2 separate regions of the Homo sapiens genome follow, and region 1 is linked to region 2. A link is an interaction called in ENCODE POLR2A ChIA-PET data of the cell type or tissue named here. Cell type or tissue: B cell. All regions are shown on one strand. Each heading gives the region's core, and the rest is flanking DNA. Links, peaks and the distances in the headings are about the cores only.

The links. Peaks named below come from ENCODE experiments on the same cell type or tissue, not always from the same donor. Only the 100,000 strongest peaks of a DNase experiment are listed, where the experiment ranks them.
Region 1: POLR2A ChIA-PET joins it to region 2 with 10 read pairs; 5 of 35 experiments call an interaction of 5 or more read pairs at or near these places.

The regions. Positions count from the first base shown.
Region 1 is chr20:19,809,654-19,812,565 of GRCh38, forward strand. The region is part of intron 2 of RIN2 (Ras and Rab interactor 2); the gene reads left to right. It also overlaps the pseudogene LOC100421663. Among named protein-coding and RNA genes, the nearest start is that of RIN2, 53 kb to the left of the region's middle. In B cell, for the core only: no CTCF peak of the experiment used is centred there; no DNase peak of the experiment used is centred there.
Region 2 is chr20:19,750,090-19,753,001 of GRCh38, forward strand. No RefSeq gene overlaps it. Among named protein-coding and RNA genes, the nearest start is that of RIN2, 6.7 kb to the right of the region's middle. In B cell, for the core only: no CTCF peak of the experiment used is centred there; a DNase peak (open chromatin) is centred at 1,142.

The sequences.
Region 1 (2,912 bases), core at 194-2,693, 60 kb after region 2:
TGCAAGGGCACAGCTGGAGAGGGAGCTCCCGAAGCTACAGCCGACGCTTCCTGTTCTGCCTGATCTCCACCGAGAACACATGATGGGGCCTCATGGGAGTCCACAGAGGAGGACGCCTACTGCCTGGACCTTGAGCAGAGACTTCACAAGGTGCACACATACATGAACCACATGTCACAACCCACAACCACTACAAGAAGATGGCCCAAGACCTGGCCCAGAAATTGAAGAAAGACACTTCCAGTTTTCAGAGGGAGATCCTCTGCCACAAGAGAACAGCCCAGGAAAGCTAGATGGCCGCTGCGACCACTGAGATAGAACTCCAGGTGCTGCAGAAAGAAAATGACTACAGCAGGCAGAAGCCGGCTGACTGCAAGGCCAAGTTGCAGCCTTTCCTGAGTGGCCCTTTGGCTCCTAGGGCTCCACCATCCACAGCCCACAGGAGCCCAGAAGTGCCAAGAGGGGCCAGGCGTGGTGGCTCACACCTGTAATGCCAGCACTTTGGGAGGCCAAGGCAGGTGGATTTCTTGAGGTCAGGAGTTCGAGACCAGCCTGGCCAACATGGCAAAACCCCGTCTCTATTAATAATACAAAAAAAAAAAAAAAAAGCCAGGTGTGGTGGTGCATGCCTGTAGTCCCAGCTACTTGGGAGGCTGAGGCATGAGAATCACTTGAACCTGGGAGGCAGAGGTTGCAGTGAGCTGAGATTGTGCCACTGCACTCCACCCTGGGTGACAGAGTGAGACTCTGTCTCAAAGAAATGAAAAAAGAAGTGCCAAGAGTACCATGGGCTGCCAGGGCCCCCAGGAGGGAGGTGGGTCACAATGTGAGCGCTTGGGTCCAGAGCACCTACCGATTTGATTCTGTTTTCCCTTTAGCCAAGTTCTGAATGCCCAGAGCCTCGGCAGAACATCAGCCGGTGCTGCTCCCTTTAAAGCACTTTTGATTGCTCTCTCGTTAGTTTAGCTACAGCTTATTGATGCTGAAATTGCTCTTATTGAAGTTTGATCATGTTAAGATTATAAGGTACTTTTTTTTTTTTTTTTTTTTTTTTTTGAGACGGAGTCTTGTTCTGTCTCGCCCAGGCTAGAGTGCAGTGGCGTGATCTCGGCTCACTGCAAGCTCTGCCTCCCGGGTTCACGCCATTCTCCCGCCTCAGCCTCCCAAGTAGCTGGGACTACAGGCACCCACCACCATGCCCGGCTAAATTTTGTGTGTGTGTGTGTTTTTTTTTTTTTTAGTAGAGACAGGGTTTCACCGTGTTAGCCAGGATTGTCTCGATCTCCTGACCTCGTGATCCGCCCGCCTCGGCCTCCCAAAGTGCTGGGATTACAGGCGTGAACCACCGTGCCCGGCCAAGGTACTGTTTTTCAAATAACGATTGTTTAATATAAAAAAAAAATGCACAAGGATAAAGCGGAAAGTACCAGATGTATAAACCAATTAGTAACTGTCGCTTCTTGGTGGTGGTTTATTTTGGTCCCCCTGAGACAAGGATTTAGATGCAGTAATTTATTTGGTGAGTGATTCCAGAAGGATGGAGGAGGGGTAGGGAAATGGGAGAGAGAAGGGAAAGAACGAGTGTTAAAGATCAGATGCCACCATTGGCAACGGGGGCTCAGTGGCGCTAGGAGCTCTGCGAGGTGCTGGAGACCTCACCTGCGAGTGGTTTTACCCACAGAGTAAGGGAGCTGGGGTGTTTATCCACAACTTCCTTCCATCATTGGTGAGGACTGCTCCAAAAGGCAGTAACTTCCTGGCACTTCTGGCCACCCATGCGTGATTCAAGTATGCTCCTGTCACCAGAGAGACTTCAGGAAGAGACTCACGGGTACCTGCAGTGGGAAACCCTTGGCATGGATGGGAACAGTGGGTGTGGAGGGGACAAGGGAGGCACCATGAGCATCCATCACAGGGTGCTTAAGAGATTTTGAGGCAAGGAACTAATTTGTAGCTTTTAAAACTGAACGCAGAAACTGTATGCCTACAAGGTCTTTGGTCTGAATGGAGAAATGAGATCTTTTCGTTCATGGCTATTTGAGTTACTTAAATTTGGACACAATCATACAGCGAACCATTATAACCACTAAAAAATGAGGGCCATCTCCTGTGCTAATATGAAACTCTCTTTGAGTTATAGTTTTGAGTAGAAAAAAGCACAGTACAAACAATATTTAGAATATGCTCCCATTTTAAAAAAAAAAAGCTTTGTTTGGGTATAATTTAAATACCACAAAATTTACCTATTTTAAGTGTACCAGTGTAGTGTTTTAGTAAATTTATACAGCTTTCCAGAAACTTTACATAAGTGGAACTATACCATATATGGTCTTTTGTGCCTGACTACTCCCACTCAACATAGTGTTATTAAAGTCATCCACGTTGTAGCAGGTATCAATAGCTTGTTCTTTTTTTTTACCACTGAATAGTATTTCATTGCATGGATTTATCACACTTTGTTTATCCATTCTACATTTGGACTGTTTTTAATTTTATTGTTATAAATCATGCTATTGTGAACACCCACATACAAGTCTTTATGTAGACACATATTTTCACTTCTCTTGAGTAAATACCTATGAGTGGAATTTCTGGGTGATGTGTTAAGTTTATGTTTATTTCTTTAAGAAACTACCCAACTGTTTTCCGAAGAGACTGTACCATTTTATGTTCCCATCAACTATGTATGGTGCTTCCAGTTCTCTGAGTCCTCATTGACAGTTGGTAATATCACTCTTTTCTATTTCAGCCATTCTGATAGATGTGTTGTGGCATCTTATTGTGGTTTTAGCCTTTCCCTACAGACTAATGATGTTAAGCATCTTTTCATGTGCTCATTTGCCATTTGCATAGCTTCTTTGATAAAATGTCTGTTCAAATCTTTTGCTTATTTTGTGTTGGGTTGTTTTTCT
Region 2 (2,912 bases), core at 195-2,694:
GATCCCTTTCCGGTAATGCTTTTTCTTCAGATTAACTAAGGATTCATATAATATTTTAAATATTTAAATAATTCATAAACATGCAACTTGAAAAGTTAAGGGCCCATGCCAGGCACAGTGGCTCATGCCTGTAATCCCAACACTGTGGGAGGTCAAGGGAGGCGGATTACTCGAGCCCAGGATTTTGAGACCAGCCTGGGCAATATGGTGAAACCCCGTCTCTACAAAAAATACAAAAATTAGCCAGGCATGTTGGTGCTCGCCTGTAGTCCCAGCTACTTGGGAGGCTGAGGTAAGAGGATCACTTAAGCCTGGGTGGTGGATGTTGCAATGAGCCAAAATTGTACCACTGCACTCCAGCCTGGGTGACTGAGAAAGACTGTCTCCAAAAGAAAAAAAAAATGTTAAGGGCCCAGTAATCCCACACTCCAGGGATAATCACTGACTCCTTTCTTTGAGATTCTGAAACAAAGATATAAGTTAAAAAGTAGAAAGAATGTATCTTTTTCAATGTCCCTTCCTTCTTAGAAACTCCTCTCTCTTGTGAACCATATCTTTGGAGAGGGAGATGCAGTTATATAAGCACTGTTTAGGTAATTTCTAATACATGGAAATAGTTAAGTATCTTCTGATATTCTCTACTGTCTTCTGGGGTAGCTATGCTATGGTGCTTGAGCAGGGTAATGTTACCCAGTATCAGCAGCCACCAACAAAAAAGAATTGCCATAATGATTATGATGATGATTTTATAGCGCAGGGTCCAGAGTAAAAAATTGCACTTTTCAAATCATTTACACATGACACTCACTTCTACCTGTTCTGCTCAGCAGAGAGGAGAGGAGAGGAGAGAAACAAATTGCTGAGTTGCCAGCTCTGGGCAATGCTTCCAGAACCAACAGTGCTTGGTTTACTTTAAAGGGGAAATAACTTCATTAGAAATGACATTTTCTTGGCTAGCTGGTCCCCAAGCCTGCAAAAGTGCCCCATGAGCACTTGTGCTCTCTGCAGCTGACTGAAGCGGCCACTTGAGTCTCTTGGGACCCTCAGATGGGAGGTCAAATCTGCCAAAAATGAGATAAGTCCATGTGTCCTCACGGGTTTTCTTTGATGAGTATCTCTGTTATAAGTGCAGCCTCCCCAGCACTCTCTCTTCCTCTTCCTGGTTTAGCTTGAATACTGTGGCTTGACTACCACACATTCACCTTGTTTGTCTGGTTTATTGCCTCTCCCTCCCGATTAGATTGTGAGTTCAGAGAGAACAAGGGGATTTTTCTGTTTAGCTCACTGCTGTAGCTCCAGTGCCTATGACAGTGCTTGGCGCATAGTAGGTACTCAATAAACACTTTTGAATAAATAACCCCCGAATTCATTTCTATGGTAAAAGATGTTTTCCTGGGGAAGGGCAGAGCAAAATGGCCCCCAAGTTCTGGAAAAGACTGAGATTCTAGGACCATCCATGCATGGAGCAATGTGGGCAGAGGAAGCATGTTTTCAAGAGAGTGGGTGGAAGGGGAGAAAGGAAAACTTGACAGGAAGAAAGGAGCAGAGGCCGGGTGTCTTCAGCACTTACCTGGCACCCTTTATCTATAAAACCGGGTCCCTCTGCAGCTGAAAAAGGAAGAGAAGAGAGAGGGACATGGGGCCAGGTCTACCTGTCTGTCCACTTCTCCCTTTTGCCCATGTATCCAACCTCTTAGGAATTGCTGTCAGCTCAACCTTCAAAATAATTAAGAATCCAACTACCTCTCTCCACCACCCCTGCTCTGAGCCTGCTACCAGCCACCATCTCTAGCCTGAACTATTTCAATCGCCTCCTCGCTTATTTCCACCTCTGCCCGGACAGTGGGCTCTCCAAACAGCATTAGACTGAGCTCTCAGCAATAACAGATCAGGTTATCCTCTGCTCAAACCCTTACGGCTCAAATCCCACCTTCCCTGAGGACTACTCTGACCACACTTTCATGCGCGTCTGTGTGAAGAGACCACCAAACAGGCTTTGTGTGAGCAACATGGCTGTTTATTTCACCTGGGTGCAGGTGGGCTGAGTCCAAAAAGAGAGTCAGCAAAGAGTGGTGGATTATTATTAGTTCTTATAGGTTTTGGGTTAGGCAGTGAAGTTAAGAGCAATGTTTTGTGGGCGGGGTGGATCTCACAAAGTACATTCTCAAGGGTGGGGAGAATTACAAAGAACCTTCTTAAGGGTGGGGGAGATTACAAAGTACATTGATTAGTTAGGGTGGGGCGGGAACAAATCACAATGGTGGAATGTCATCAGTTAAGGCTATGTTTACTTCTTTTGTGGATCTTCAGTTACTTCAGGCCACGTGGATGTATACGTGCAAGTCACAGGGGATGCGATGGCTTGGCTTGGGCTCAGAGGCCTGACATTCCTGCCTTCTTATATTAATAAGAAAAATAAAACAAAATAGTGTTGAAGTCTTGGGGCGGTGAAAATTTGTGGGGGTTGGTGTGGAGAGAGAATGGGCGATGTTTCTCAGGGCTGCTTCGAGCGGGATTAGGGGTGGCGTGGGAACCTAGAGTGGGAGAGATTAAGCTGAAGGAAGATTTTGTGGTAAGGGGTGATATTGTGGGGTTGTTAGAAGAAACATTTGTTGTGTAGAATTATTGGTGATGGCCTGGATATGGTTTTGTATGAATTGAAAAACTAAATGGAATAAGAGAAGGAGAAAAACAGGTATAAAAGGTCTAAGAATTGGGACGACTCAGGACATCTGATTAGAGAGTGCCTAAGGAGATTCAGCATAGCCCTGCCAGCAAAGATTATTTACTTCAAGAGTTAAGAATGGCAGTTTGGGGATAGCACGAGGCAAGCGTGATCAGGGTGAGGAACAGCAAAGAAGGAAATATGGGGAAATGGGGTGAATATCAGGTGGATCAGAGAGATACAGTCA